Linked DNA regions of Homo sapiens: all the other regions are linked to region 1. A link is an interaction called in ENCODE POLR2A ChIA-PET data of the cell type or tissue named here. Cell type or tissue: MCF 10A. All regions are shown on one strand. Region 1 overlaps LOC107984696 (a long non-coding RNA gene). Region 2 has its middle 240 kb from the start of LINC02914. Region 3 has its middle 170 kb from the start of BCL11B.

Region 1 (5,000 bases):
AGAGGGAACCCCAGGGGGCGAAAGTTGACATGGATTAATTGTGAAAATCCATTTCTTATCAAACAGGATTATTTTGGGTACAAGTGACAGAAACCCCACTTGAAATGGCTTAAGGATAAAATGGAATGCATTAAAGTCCAAGGAGATAAGTCTAGCTTCAGGCATGGCTGGATCCAGATGTTCAGACACAGTGACAATCACCCCCACCTGACTCTCCCTCTCCCTCTCCCTCTCCTTCTCCCTCTCTCTCTCTCCCTCTTTCTCTCTCTCCCTGACATATCCCCACACTTCTGCTTTTCTCTGTGTTGGCTTCATTTGCTACAAGGTGGCAGAGATGGCACAAGCAGCTCCAAACTTAGCAGCTCATTCAGCCTTGAGGAAGGAGGCAGCACATTTCTCAGTCATTCCAGCTAAGGGTCTGGAGTATACTTCCTGTGACTGACTCACTTCGGCTTCATGTCTGTCTCTGAGGCCATCTACGGTCATTTGGTGGTCAGGCTCTCGTTGGCCAGGCCTGGGTCATGTGCCCACCTTGGAGCTGGGGATGGGGCAGCCTTGGCCAACCCACATGGCCCAGGCATAGTTAAGGGGAGGGTGGCTGGTCAGACGAAAACACATCCATCACCCACCATGCCTGGCCCATTATTGTGCTTTCCCATCATGCTCTGCATTTGTGGGGGGCCATTAGGGTGGTTAAGTAAGGGACCTGGTCAAGGAGAATGTGGCCCTCATCCCTGTCCCCTGTCCTGTCCCTGTCCCCTGTCCTGTCCCTGTCCCGTGTGTGTGTGTGTGGCTTGGGGAACAGATAGACAAACTTTCATTGTCAGATCTTACGGAAGGAACTTCCTTTCTTCCAGCTGCATCACATCCGGTGCAGTCTCTGGGAGGGGCGGAGGAGTCTCCTTTATTGAATGTGTTTTTCTGTCCTGCAGAGAGGCCACATCAGTGGTGTCAGGGTTGGATTCCCATCCTTGCCCTGCTTCTTACAGCACATGCATCCCTGGCCCGGCCACTTCGCCTCACTCCCTTTGCAGGCCCTTGAGAAGACCAAGCTGGGTCTGAGCTCTGGCTGCCCCGGGCCCTGGGAGAGGCTCAGGGCCTGTCGGAGACTCTGCCTTCCCCAGCCTCAGATGGTCCCCTGTCGGGGAGATGGGGAACTGCTTTCTTTTTTTTAAACCAATGCTTAAAATGGTGGTGAAATAGACATAGAATTGACCATCTCAGCAGTTTTTCAGTAGCATCAAGTACATTCACATTGTTGTGTCCCATGAATGGTACATCCATCTAGAATACCCTAAGGAATACGGGGAGAGGGAACCCCAGGGGGCGAAAGTTGACATGGATTAATTGTGAAAATCCATTTCTTATCAAACAGGATTATTTTGGGTACAAGTGACAGAAACCCCACTTGAAATGGCTTAAGGATAAAATGGAATGCATTAAAGTCCAAGGAGATAAGTCTAGCTTCAGGCATGGCTGGATCCAGGTGTTCAGACACAGTGACAATCACCCCCACCTGACTCTCCCTCTCCCTCTCTCTCTCTCCCTCTTTCTCTCTCTCCCTGACATATCCCCACACTTCTGCTTTTCTCTGTGTTGGCTTCATTTGCTACAAGGAGTTCTCCTTTCGTCCTCCCAAACAGAAACTCTGTCCCCATTAAATAACACCTCCCCATTCCCCACTCCCCCAGCCCCTGGAAGTCTCCATTCTGGTTTCTGTCTATGATTTTGACCACTTTGGGTATCTTGTATAAATGGAGTCTTACAGTATTTATCCTTTTGTGTCTGGCTTATTTCACCTAGCATAGTGTTTTCAAGGTTCACCCACGTTGTAGAACACACCAGAATCTCCTTCCTTTTTAAGGCGGAACCATATTCCACTGTACATATACACCATGTCTTATTTACTCATTCATCTGTCCAGGGACTCTGGCGCTGCTTCCGCTGTCTTTGGGCCTTTCGGCTATTGTGAAAAGCGCGGCTGTGTGCACGGGTGTGCAAATATCTGTTGGAGATGCTGCCTCTCATTTTCTGGGTGTATACCCAGAAGCGGAAGTGCTGGGACCAATGATCATGCTATTTTTAGTTTTTTGAGGAACTGCCATTCTGTGGGAACAGTTTTTAAAAGCCCTTGGTTCCATCAGCAAGGGTTGATAAATCAGGGCAAAAAAAAAAGATGAAGGAAAAAAGAAGAGGCCCTACTTTTGGGGGCTGAGATGGCAGCGGTGACAGGGAAAAGGATGTATTTTGACTAGCAAGCCAAGCAAGCGTCATCCAGGTGCTGGGCAGGGTGGCGGAGGGAGGGGCCGGGAGGAGCGCAGAGCCTCGCGCCCGGATGCCCGGCCAGCTAGCAGCGCGGGCAGCGGCTTTATGTTGATGGCAAATTGTCACTTTGGCGGAATTCAGGAACGCTACTTATGTCATTAGGCGGCAATCTATAATTAACGCACTCAAGGCTGTGTGAAGGGTAGGATTCTTCCAGGGACAGCTAGAGCGATTCCACCTGCATCTTCTGGGAGCGGGGGTAAGTGGGGGTGTTCACTTCAGCCAGCAGCTGACACCTAATTAGTGGCAATTGTATTGTTCTGATGCCTCCTCCACCAGGAAGCCTCAGGACTCCCAGCTGGAAGGGAGGCTGTCTCAGAGGTGGAGACCAGCCAGAACAAAGAGCTGGAGAAGGAGGTCTGAGCCAGGAGAGCCTGGGAACCATGGGGAGTCCAGCTCATCTACAGAGTCATTTTTATTCCTGGCCATGGAGCCCTTGAATGCCAGGGTCAGGGATGGCTCAGTTCAGCCGGGCCCCAAAAGAGTGGACCAGACTTCTCCAGGGGTTAAGCAACTTTTAAAATGTCGACAGGGAGGGGAAAACATTGTGGAGCTTCCTGACCACGGGGCTGCCTGCAGCCCGGTTTCCCAAGCCATGGGCGGGCTTGGCGTCTGACTGTCCCCTCTGGAATGTCTGGGCTGCAGCCGGGGCTTGCTCTAAATGAGAAACAGGCGGGAGGGGCTTAGCGGGCCTGGCAGGTCGTGGCCAGCTCCTCGTGCGGTCTGGGCAGGGCTGCTTGGCACGGGCCGCCGAGGAGGACGCACTGGCTGTGCAGGCGGCCCTCCCACCAGCATGGAAGGCTTGGGGGGCCCTGGGCCAGCCTGTTCAGGCCAGCGCCTGCACGGAGGGAGGGCAGCCATCTCAGGGACTGCGGCAGAGCACCGCCCTGGAGGGCAGATGGAGCTGGTTCTGCTTCTGGCCCGGCCCCTTCTCCTTCTGCAACCTTGGGAACACGGTTCACAGAGCCTCCGTTTGCTCACATTGGAAATGGAAGCAACAACGCCTCCCAAGGTGGTGAGGTGACCGTGTCTCACGGAACAGAGGTGGTACGAGTGGGTGACACTTCATAGACAGCTGATACCTGCAAAGATCTAGGAGGCTGGCCCAATATCCTGGTTTTATAGCTGTGGGAACTGAGGTTCAGAGAAGTTTGGGACTTTACCCATGGTCACACAGCAAGATATAGGCAAAGAGATTCTTCTCTAATCCACGGATTCCCCAAATCAGCACTTTTTGCTAGAGCCCAGCCCACAAGAGTGTTTTCTGGCTCCCTCCCAGCCTGGCTCTGTCCTCTCTTCCTCTTCCCAGCCCAGGCTTGGTCATGGTAATCTACACTTGCCTAGAGCTTCCTGGTTTCCAGCGTGCTTCCCTGTACATTTTCTAATGCCAGGGGATGGAGAGTCTCAGAAGTCCCCAGGAGCTTCCAGATCAGCGTTGGCCCTGAAATCTGGGGTGGCTCAGATCAAACCCCCCTACCCACCGCTCTCCCACCTCCCAAGTGGTGAAATCTAGTTTCAGACTTTCTGCTAGCGGATGTCCGTTACACATTTTGCAAAAGGCCCAGGAAATGGCATTTCTCCTTCTCAGTAATCCTCCCCGTCAGCCCAGGCTGTGTTCTTAGTTCGCTTTACAGATGAAGAGCCCAAAGGGTTCAGTGACCCACCAAAGGTCCCCCAGGTGAAGTGGGGAAGCTGGGATTCAAGCCAGAGCTGCCTGTGGGTGGCGCTGCTGCCTCCGCACAATCAAGGCTGTGGAAGGTGGAGAAAACGCCTGCGGGCCTCCATGTCCGACCCCTCCCAGGGGAAGAGAGCATGAGGACTTGGGTTTAGGTTGCTTATCCGTGTGCGACCTTGGGGATGCGACTCAATCACTTTGAACCTGTTTCTCCATCAGAGGTTGGGGTAATGATACACAGAATACATAGATGTGAAGACAGGAAGGGGGCCGCGGAGGGCACCCCGTGTAAACCCTGAGACGTCTGGTGTCTGGGGAGGTGTGCATGGCCCTGGGCGGGCGGGGCTTCAGGAGGGGTCTCCCAGGCCAGATTCTAGGGGAGCTCGGAAGCTTAGGACAGAAGAGGATTTTATCCTCTTGGTGGCACGAGACTGAGGGTTTTAAGTGGGAGGTGACGTGATCTCTTGGTGCTTTGGAAAGATCAGCCTGTTAGCCAAGTTGGAGACGGTGGCCTGGAGGGTCAATATGGGCGCAGAAAGAGCAGGGAGGGGGAGGGGCAGAGGGAGGGAGGGAGGAGGAGGCAGCAAGGGGCGCCTTTGTCCTCCGCTTCCCCTCTTCCCTTCTCCCTCTCCCTTCCTTCTCTTCCTCCCTCCTTTTCCTCCCCCTCCCCTTTCTTTCCCCTTTCCTTAAAAGATAGAGTCCAGAGTGTCTAAGTCAGTACCCTATTGGAAGTTTGGGGTTCACTTCCATAAAAGAGATGGCGCTGGTTGTGACTAGGGAGGAGGCATCCTCATGGTTAGGACTGGGGCCGAGCAGCTCCTCACCTTCCTGCCATTTCCTCTTCCTGCTTCCCAGAAGCGCCAGTGCCCCAGCCCCTGAAACGTGTCCACTGGACCCCGGGTTGGGCCAGCAGATGACCTTTCAGAGGTCCCCGAGGTCGGCTTATCACAGGACAGTGGAAACTGTCCTTAGGAGTCCCTCACTGTAATGCACGACACCC
Region 2 (5,000 bases), 83 kb after region 1:
CTCAAAATGCAATGTGTCCCGACCTCAGGCCAGCACCTGCCCTGCCAGCCTGCTGCTCCTTGTGGGTCTGGTGTGCCTGAGCCCCCTGTCATTCTCTCACCTCATTGGCCTCCTTCTCACCACTCCACCACCACCATCTTTCTGTCCTTCCCTTCCCTGCCCATGCCTTCTGTCATCCTTTCCCTTCTACCTGGAATCCCGTTCGAGCTGTCTTCTTCCTTGTCTCCTCAGGATTCTCTTGTGTGAAATGTTTTGTCTGAACCGCTGTGAACTTCATCTTTCTGAAGCTGTTTTTCACTTGTACTACTTTTCTGGTCAAAACTCCTCCATGGCTCCCCTTGCTAACAAGGGAAGGTCTTTCTACCTCCCTAACTTGGGAGTCATGGCTCCTTGCGACTGGGCTGTCAACTTCCCACGACAGTGCGAACTTCTCCTTCTCCCAGGCCACTCCCTGCTGCAATATGGGGCACACTTGTGGTGGCCAGAGCTGTCTAGGCACCCCGTAGACCGTGAGATCTGTGAGGCCAGGAGCAAATCTTACCTGTTCAGTGTGGGGAAGCTGTGCTAGTAGGTTCTCAACTCACCTTTGCCAAATGCTCCACTGAATGGTAGATGAACCAGCCCCTCTCCTAGGCGATCCATGATTCCTCCCTCTGTTGTCCTTCCTGCTGTTCTCCACCCTAGAACCTTCCCTCTCCTACATCCACACCTCACTATGGGTCCCATTTGAAGTCAGCTCTCTGCTCAGATGCCGCCCCCCGACTGGAAGAAGGGATGGTTTCAGTTTCCAATCAACCTCCACAACACTTTGTCTACCCCCCTCGAACAGTGCTCACTACTGTCAGCCTTAAATTATAGCTATTTATGATAAAATAAATAATAAGGGTGGTTGTTGAGTGCAGCCAGGCTCTCTTATTTGCAGGCCAGGCACCTTGTTGAAGCCACACGAGGACCTGGTTCATGTAGGTTTCAATGGGTCCTTTTTACAAAGAGGAAAACAGAGGTGCGGAGATGTTTATAGATATGCCTCCAGGGTGCGAGGCTAGTTTATTTCCGAGCCAGAGGCAGTGCACCTTAATTATGAGAGCTCAATGCTTGGATCTGAGAGCACCAAACTCTGGGCCTAGGACTTGCATTCATTCCCTCATTCATTCATTCACTCGCTTATTCATTCATTCATTCACTAATTCATTCATTCACTCATTCATGAGGGAATGCACAAATCAGTGAAACAAAAGAATTCCTTTGTTCACTAAACTAATATTAATTGAGTATTTTTCATGTGTCAGGCACATCCTAGCTGCTCAATGAGAGGTTTTCTGCTGTCTTTTCTTGAGGAGGAGGGAATGAACACATCGATACCTCTGGTCTATTGAATTAGGAAGCCAGTGGCTTAAAATCATCTTTTGAATTTCAGAGCCCTAAGCTGGTAACACTGAAAGGGACACATGTGATTGTTCTTATCCATGGGCTTATGTTACAGATGAGAACAGTGGGCCCGCTCAGGGAAGGGCTTGCTTGGGGCCACCCAATAGCTCCATGATCAAGCCTGGACTTGGCCCCTCTGGCTTTAGACTTACCATTTGTTGTTTTCCTTTCACCGACTAACTGCTCTTCACTGTGTCTAGGGGATGGGTATGAGTAACCCGGGCTTCCAGGACATGTATGACTTGAGTGAGATGTGGATTTGGGGGTGGACAAGAAAACAGAGGAGAGGAGAGATTTCACAATTTCTTATCAGGTCCTTGTCATCTTGTGTGCTGTGAGGGAGCCATCAGGGTTCCATTTCACCGATGGAAACCTGGACCTTAGGAGAAGGGAGCCCCCCAGGAGCATGCAGGGCTGAGTAGCACCAAAGCTCCCATGAGTGGAGAGGGTATGGCGGAGCCACCCGGAGAGAAGTTAGGCGCTTTTGCTGTAGTGATGGGGAACCTGGGTTTGAGCTCTGCCCCGCACTTCTGTGTGGCCGGGGCAGGGTATTTCACCTGTGTGCATCTCAGTTTGCTAGGGTATAAAATGGGGAACTGAAGCTTCTTACCTCATACACTTGTTGTGAGGATCCAATGAGTAATAACCCAGCCAGGACTCAAACCTGTGCCACACAAGTGAATGCTCATGGTTGGCTCGTATTTTTAATGTTATCATCAGAGAAACCTTTGGTTCCAGACCCAGGTCTGCCAATCACTCCCCAGGTGACCTTGGGCAAATCCGTTAAAGTTTCCGCGCCTCGGTTTCCTTATGTGTAAGATGAGGCAGACAGTAACCCCCAGCCATACCCCGAGATCCTGGTGCCACGAGCCTGGCCTCCTGCCCTGCTCCGGGAGCTGCTCAGCCAGCACAGGCGGCTCTTTCTGTTTCCACTTCTCCACCGAGATTGTTAGAGTTAAAAGGAAAGGAAGGGGTTTTGATGCTGAAGAAAGAGCTGGGGAATTAGGGGAGCTGGGAGTTAGCCCCGAGGAATTCTGGCTTTTGGCAGTTTTCCCTGAGCTTCTCTGGAAATGTTGGGTAGACACCGAATGTCCCTCTTGCTTCATCTGGCTGGGCATTGCGACATCGGCACAATGTGAAAAATAGAGCTGTCCTGGGAGAGCCGCCTTAGTCATGGGAACCTGGGGAACCTCTCCCAGGAGTGTCCTGCAGTTGGGGCAGGGCTTGGACTGCGGGATCGGCGGTTAGTCAGGGGCCTGGCCGGGGAAGACCTTGTTGTGCAGTTAGCCACTTGGCAGGAGCATCCCCGGCCTCTGCACAAACTCAGAGGTCTTGGTGTGCCCAAGAGAAAGTGGGGGGCTGCTCCTGCCCCCCATAAGCAGGGGAGGTCATAGCTAGGATTTCTGTGGCCTCCTCAGCAGGCCAGGAGGCATGGATCCAGCTTCTACTCCTAGCTCCTCCATCAACTTGCTGGGTGAACTTAGGCAAGGCTGGACCTCAGGGCTCCAATCTGTAAAAGGAAGTGATCAGACTTGGTCTCTGCCACCCATTTCAATTTTAAATTTCTCCAAGTTGAGTTCTCTGCTCCTCATCTAGGGTACATGGTGGGTTCCCAGTAGCTGTGATGTGAAGAAATGAATGAACAAATGATAGATCAAAACAGGAACCTCTCCACTTCTTTCCAGCCTACGGAATGCTTAGCTCAGAGATGAGCTCAGAGCAGAGCCGTCAGCAAATGCAAGGTGGCTGCAGAGACCAAGTGCAAAGATTCTTTTAGAGAGGCTCAAGTCGGCGGATTAGAACAAACCAATTAAGGGTGTTTGTGTATTTAGCATTTTGCACTCAAAATACTTACAGGGGAAGGGTAATCCTTTGAAATCAAACACATCTTGCCGGTTAATGTTGGTGTAAGTTTTTTTTGGAGGTAGGGCCCAGACATGGCGGCCAGAGCTCATGTGAAAAGGCAAATTATCTATACATGAGGTTATGGCTAATTACCTGAGATACCCTCCTCTGTTGAGTGAAAAACCCAGTTTTCATCAGTCCCGTATTACTTATGGCTGATGAGAGCTGCAATTGGCAAAGGCGTGTTTTTAGCTTATGACTCAGGGCTGAGTCAGGGTTGGGGACTGAGCTTTCTGTGGCCTCGAGCTGGGCTCCCCTTTTTTCCTGGAAAAGCCTAAACTGCTTGCCAATCCCTTTGACAGGGCTCTTGGACTTTCCTGGGAGGCTCAGCATGTTTTTTTTTTTTTTTTTTTTGTTAAGATGTATTTTCTTTTTTTCTTTCTAATTTTTCATTTTAGGTTTGGGAGGTACATGTGCAGCTTTGTTACATGGGTAAATTGCACGTTGTGGGGGTTTGGTGTACAGATTATTTTGTCATTCAGGTGACTGGCATAATATCTGAAAGATAGTTTTTCAATCCTCATTGTCCTCCCACCCTCCACCCTCAAGTAGGTCCCATGATCTATTGTCCATTTCTTTGTGTCTATGTGTACTCAATGTTCGGCTTGCACTTTAAAGTGACAACATAAGGTATTTTGTTTTCTGTTCCTGTACTAATTCACTTAGGATAATGACCTCCAGCTCCATTCATGTCATAGCAAAGGACATGATTTCATTCTTTTTTGTGGCTGCATAGTATTCCATGGTGTATATGTACCATATTTTCTTTATCCAGTCCACTGTTGCTGTGCAGCTAGGTTGATTCTCTATGCTTGCTATTGTGCATAGTGTTGTGATGAACAGACCAGTGCCTGTGTCTTTAGGGTAGAATGATTTCTATTCCTTCGGGTGTATATACCCAGTAATGGGATTGCTGGGTGGAATGGTAGTTCTGTTTAAAGCTATTTGAGAAATCTCCAGACTAGAGTACCTGGATTTAAGCTCCTGGCTTCCAAGCTGGGGGTAGTGGGGGGCGGATGTGGCCAGTTTGCCTTCAGCCCCATGTGGCTTCCTGAGCTGGGTGCGCCTGTTCCCACCCATGCGTCAACCTGTTGACTGTCCTGAGACGCCAGTGTTAACTTCTCCTTCAGAAAGGTGAAGAAACTGAGGCCTTGGCTTTGAAGTGGTGCAGCATGGATTTGAACTCAGCGTTTCCTGACCAGAACCGCTTTTTTTCTCCTCATTGCCTTTGGGGGCCTCACTCAGGTTACCTGCAGGGTGGAAGGTGCTAAGTGGCCTCAAGAAGGTGGGTCTCACTTCTTCAAGCTGCACCACTGTGGCTCAGGGCTGAACAAGTTTGTGATTCCATCTGAAGGGCTTTGAGGACATGCCAAATTATAAAATATGGAAGATTTTCCAGGTGGGGAGAAAGGACTTTGTCATCCATCCTGGCCTTGCTTCTGCACTGATGGATGGATTGACCATTTGGTCGTGTTTGTGAGACTGTTTTCCCATCTTGTTTATCTTCTCACACACGATCACCTCTGCCTTTGAGTTGTCTCCCAGGCCTGACTCTACAATGCTGGCTTGGAGGGTCAATGGGCATCCTGAGCAAATGCTGCCCCGTGTAAATGTATGGCGAGCTCCCTGCATGGGCCCTCAGGAAATGTCCATTTCCCTCCTGGCCT
Region 3 (5,000 bases), 63 kb before region 1:
ACTTGCAATCATGGTGGAAAGAGAAGGGGGAGGAGCAGTGTCCATGACCAGAGCAGGAGGAAGAGGGAGGGGGGGAGGTGCCACACTTTTAAACAACCGGATCTCATGAGAACTCACTCAATATCATGAGAACAGCACCAAGGAGATGGCATCAAACCATTCCTGAGAAATCCACCCTCATGATCCAATCACCTCTCACCAGGCCTCACCTCCAGCACTGGGAATTATAATTCAGCATGAAATTTGGTTGGGGACACACATCCAAATCCTATCACAAACAAACAAGCAATAAGAACACAGCAAACCCCATTTTCTCTCTCAAGGAAATAACCATTTATAATGTAAAGTAAGCGGCAAAGCCGACTAACTGAAAGAGTTAAATGAAAAAATAAGGAGGATTAGGAGGTGCAGGGGAAGCCAGTTAAACTTGTTTTTTTTTTTTAAGTGATTTTTTTTTTCCTCTCTCTCTTTTTTTTTTTGCGAGAGGCCTAGGTTTGCAGTCTGCAGAGCTATCTACAGGGCTGGCAGGAGACTCCTGAAAAGAAACCAGAGAAGCTTGCTGACAAAAGACTGGAATTCTGGTATCTCTTTTGTTTTCACCCAAGTCTGTGGCCACTGACATTCCTCTTTTCCACCACGGGTGGATAATAAGCCCCCTTCTCAGGAATCGAAATGCACTTATACATTTTAATGTGACCTTAGACAGCGCTGTTCAGAAATCACAGGCCCATCTGACTACACTTGAGGTTGAATTGAGCTAATGGTATTCACCTCATCTTTAGATGCAAAATTGGAAGATAAAAAGACCTTGATGTGAAAAGAAGGGGGGGATATGAGGGAGGTGGGGGGTGGACGGGTTGCGGGGGGCAGGAGGGGGGAAGCAGATTAGAGATACTGCTTAAAAATCACGTGATTGCGCGTTGATAACGAAATGTCTCCTCTTTCCAAAATCCCCCATGGGCTCGAGAGATGTCCTTATTCTTTTATTTTTAACGATAGAATCTTTTTATTCCTGAGCTGGGGAAATTTGAATGTTGCTGCATATGTGGCCAGGAGATACATTGACCTTTAGCAAATCTTATTTAAAAAAAAACCCAGATTGAACACTTATTGCAATATTCCAGCCCTGTAAGATGAAAAGAGAGAGAGAGGAGAGGAGAGAGAGAGAGCACTTTCTTCCTCTGTAATCAGATGTGGATTAAATTTATTAAAGATGCTGTGTCTCCTTTTAAATGACTGGCAACCCTCTTTCTGAATTATCAGGAGCTGGCTGGAGACACGGCACCCTTCTGATTTCATCTTAAGATGACAGAGAAAAGTCTAAAATGGGAGAAAACTTGGTTCCTCTCTGTTGCTCTTTGGCTAAAACTTGGTTTTCATACATTGAGCCAAATGCATTCAGGGGCCCATGGTGAGGCCCAGAAGGGGGTGAGGGGAAATGGGAGGGTGGGGGCACAGGGTGTGGTCTGATCAGCTTCCCACGAAAGAAGCTGGGAGGGAGCCCCAGCAACTCACATGAAATGCGCAACCCCTAGAGACAGGCTCATTTCCAGCTTTGACGTGCCCGCTGTCTGTCAAGGGCCCAGTGAATGCTTCCCACCCCTAGGGCTCAGCCGCCTCCAGGACCAAGGGGCCCATTGGGCAATCTATCACGGAGCACACCTGGTCTGCCCAAAGGACACAGCAGGTAGGGAGGGGTGGGTGGGGAGGGCGGGCTGGGGAGCGGTTGGCAGGGAGAGTGGGACCCCAGGTTAACTCCAGAGAATGGATCCAAATTGCTCAGACAGGACCTCAGGCCTCTGGGCGTATCCATCCAGAGGGTTGTACATAATTTATCCATGTAGAAAGGGTGACAGATTGGGATGGTCTGGCCTTTGGCTTTCAGCTTGTCTGTATTTATAGAATTGGATGCTTGGGCCTGCAGGCCATTGCACTCTGACTTTAAAATTGGGCATGCTGACTCAGGTACAGGTGGTGCATGGAATTGTTTTTGTTTTCTGTTTTTTTAATTTTTTAAGACATGGAGATCTTGTTTGCTCCCATTTATCACAACCATGAAGCTGCTGTGGGGACATTTCTCCATCTTTCTGAGAGTGAGGGGCCTCCGTATGTCTTCGTGAAGGATGTCCCTGTAAAAGGGAAATTCTGAAGCACATTTCTAGTTCCCATAGAATTTCCTTTGTGGGTCCTTGTTTGGGAAGAGAAAGTGGCAATCCAGGGTCACTGTGTCCCATGGTATAATTGTAGCAGAAGGTTGGCTATGGCAAGCCCACTTAAAACCTGCATTTATGAGAGTTCAAAATTCACCCACCCTACAGAGAAAACACTATAGTTCTAATTTTCCCTTAGCTTAGAATTCATTCATTCATAAGGAAATTCCAGACTAAAAGATGAGTTTGCCTAGAACGTCTGGGTATTTAATATGTGTGTGGAATGAATGGAAAGGTGAATAAATGCCTGAGTGAATAACCGAGTGGAGTCTACGCCCAGTGACAGTGAAAGTCACACTAAGCACAGGCATTTCAGTGAGTGCTGAAAGCGAGAGATGAGTGAATGAGTGAGGGAGTAGATTTCAGACTGAGGGGAAAGTGAGCAGGACACAGTAGGTGCTTCTTAAAATACATTTCGAGTGATTGAGGGGGTGCGGGACAAGCTCCACGGGCATGTGGTAAAGTCTCCAGGACAGGATGGTGAATGAATGGATGGTTTTACTTTCCCCATAAGGAGCTCGTGGGCGGGTGGGTTACCCCTTCCCACTGCTAGAGGAATAGCTCGGGTTGCTCCAGATCTCCTGAAGTCAAGTTCAAAGCAAGCTGTGTCTGGGTCCCAGTTGCAAGACTGCCCCTCTGTTCTGGGATGTTCTGCTGTTCCTCCTTGGAGTCCTCGTCCTCGGGGCTTGGCCCTGGTGGCGGGATGGGTTGGCTTGCTTCCTAAACAGCACACCTGTAGAGCACGCCGCCCGGCTTGGTGCTGGGAATCTCCTAGAAAAAATGAGAGTTCCCACCCCTGCCCTCCAGGGCCTGAAAGCTTTCTTTCCGTTGCGTGCCTAGAGCCCAAGGGAGAGCCAGCAGTGCTCCTCCTCACCTTGTCCTGACCAGTCCTCAAAAATGCAGTCTTGGAGGCGTGGAGGCTAGGGAGGGGCACTTGGTCAATCCCTTGGACCGGGGCCACCTCGCCTGAAGAATCCTTCAGTTTGGATGCTCCTGCCAGGGGTTCTGAGACACTGGCCTGGGTCCACCTGACCCAGCCAGGCCACCTTGGTGGGGCGAGGATGGGGTGGGGTGCAGGGTGGGGCCGTGGTTAGCTGTGGCACTAGCGGGGGCTGACTTCTCCCACCCCAGGAATGTGCTGACAGTTCTGAGTATAGAATCCCCAACCTTTGTCAGCAAATCGCAATCTAAAAATGTTACAAAACTCCTACAAGAATGACAGATCATCTGTGCACATGGCTACTTACAAGCTGGACTTATTAGGATTGTGTTTGTGGAAGAAGAGGGCTGGCAGGGGCATTAGTGAACACGGTTGGGTTTCTGGACCCACAATTCATCTTGAGGTGTGAGACTTTGGGCCATAGACTGTCCCTTCTGAGCATTGGTTTCCCCTTTCTAATGAGAAGGCCTGTGCCGTGGGGGAGTCGGGGGGAGTGCGGGCGTGCTCTGAGGAATGGAGATACTCGTGTGAATGGCTGGGCATAGAGTAAAAATGTGATGGGCAAATGGTGGTGATTTTTGTTTGTAGAATTCTGTGTTTAATAATGAAAAAGAAAGAAGGAGAAGAAAGAGGAGGAGGAGGAAGAGGAGAAAATAATACTATTTCTTGAGTTCTTACTATGCACTAGTTTAAGCACTAAGCCCATTGCAACACTGTAGTGCATTACCCTAAAGTTACTATTAGGGTCCCCACTTGCCAGTTAGAGGAATGGGCTTAGTGAGGTGAGGTGATTTGCTTGAGGTCACACAGCTACTAACTGGCAGTGCTGAATTTCAAGCCCCACTCCGCCCAGGGTCTGTGTTCTCACCCACTGTGCAGTGGCCAAGTCTGGGTGGCTGGTGCCCACCATGGGAGAGGACATCTTGCCTAGGACCCTATCTTAGTGCCGTTGGGCCCAGGGAATAGGGTCAGAGCTGAAACACACGTGGTATGCATCTTAGGTGCTCATGAAGTGCCAACCACTTGTCTGACACAAAGGATTTAACAACTTGTGTCGGTGGGAGTCAGTGCAGAGTGCCCACAGCTGAGGGGCCCAGTGTATTCAAGGAGGGATTGAACTAGCAAATATACGCATGCTGGGAAAGCTGCCCCAAACACCGGCCCCAGTGAAAAGAGGCTTCCTGTATTTTGCCACACATATTTGGAGTGGAAATTATCGTTGAAGATAAAGGGCTGGGGTTGGAAGCAAAGCCTGCCCTGGCTGTGTTGCCTGTGGTGAAGAGTGCTGGTGGGAAGGGGTGAGGAGTGAGAGATGGGGGCCTACAGTGGGATCAATGGACTAAATGGATTTGGGGGCATGTGGTGAAACCCGACCAACCTTGGCCTTCAGTGAATGGGGAAGAAGGCTGGATCTAATAGCCCCATGTGATTTTAATGACTGTCCTGGGAAAAGTTTGCACTTTGGAGGAGGATGGGCTGGACTCCTGCAGTGACCGTCCACTAGCTCTGATCTTGGACAAGTCACTTACCCTCTCAGAACCTTCTTCTTTTCATTTGCAGAATCGGAAACATAATAAGCCTCCCCATATAGATGTCCGGGCTAAGATATTAAGTAATGGATGCCTAAAAAAGTACATTTTTGGCTGGGCACGGTGGCTCACACCTGTAATCCCAGCACTTTGGGAGGCGGAGGCTGGTGGATCACGAAGTCAGGAATTTGAGACCAGCCTGGTCAACATGGTGAAACCCCATCTCTACTAAAAAATACCAAAATTAGCCAGGCTTGGGGGCACGCTCCTGTAATCCCAGCTACTCAGGAGGCCGAGGCAGGAGAATTGCTTGATAGTCTG

The links. Peaks named below come from ENCODE experiments on the same cell type or tissue, not always from the same donor. Only the 100,000 strongest peaks of a DNase experiment are listed, where the experiment ranks them.
Region 2: POLR2A ChIA-PET joins it to region 1 with 14 read pairs; 4 of 35 experiments call an interaction of 5 or more read pairs at or near these places.
Region 3: POLR2A ChIA-PET joins it to region 1 with 13 read pairs; 2 of 35 experiments call an interaction of 5 or more read pairs at or near these places.

What each region holds. Positions count from the first base shown.
Region 1 is chr14:99,034,102-99,039,101 of GRCh38, reverse strand. The region is part of intron 1 of LOC107984696 (a long non-coding RNA gene); the gene reads left to right. Among named protein-coding and RNA genes, the nearest start is that of BCL11B, 240 kb to the left of the region's middle. RefSeq lists an enhancer at 182-682. In MCF 10A, no CTCF peak of the experiment used is centred here; DNase peaks (open chromatin) are centred at 2,951 and 3,601.
Region 2 is chr14:98,951,335-98,956,334 of GRCh38, reverse strand. No RefSeq gene overlaps it. Among named protein-coding and RNA genes, the nearest start is that of LINC02914, 240 kb to the right of the region's middle. In MCF 10A, no CTCF peak of the experiment used is centred here; DNase peaks (open chromatin) are centred at 2,104, 2,544 and 3,564.
Region 3 is chr14:99,097,539-99,102,538 of GRCh38, reverse strand. No RefSeq gene overlaps it. Among named protein-coding and RNA genes, the nearest start is that of BCL11B, 170 kb to the left of the region's middle. In MCF 10A, no CTCF peak of the experiment used is centred here; a DNase peak (open chromatin) is centred at 3,078.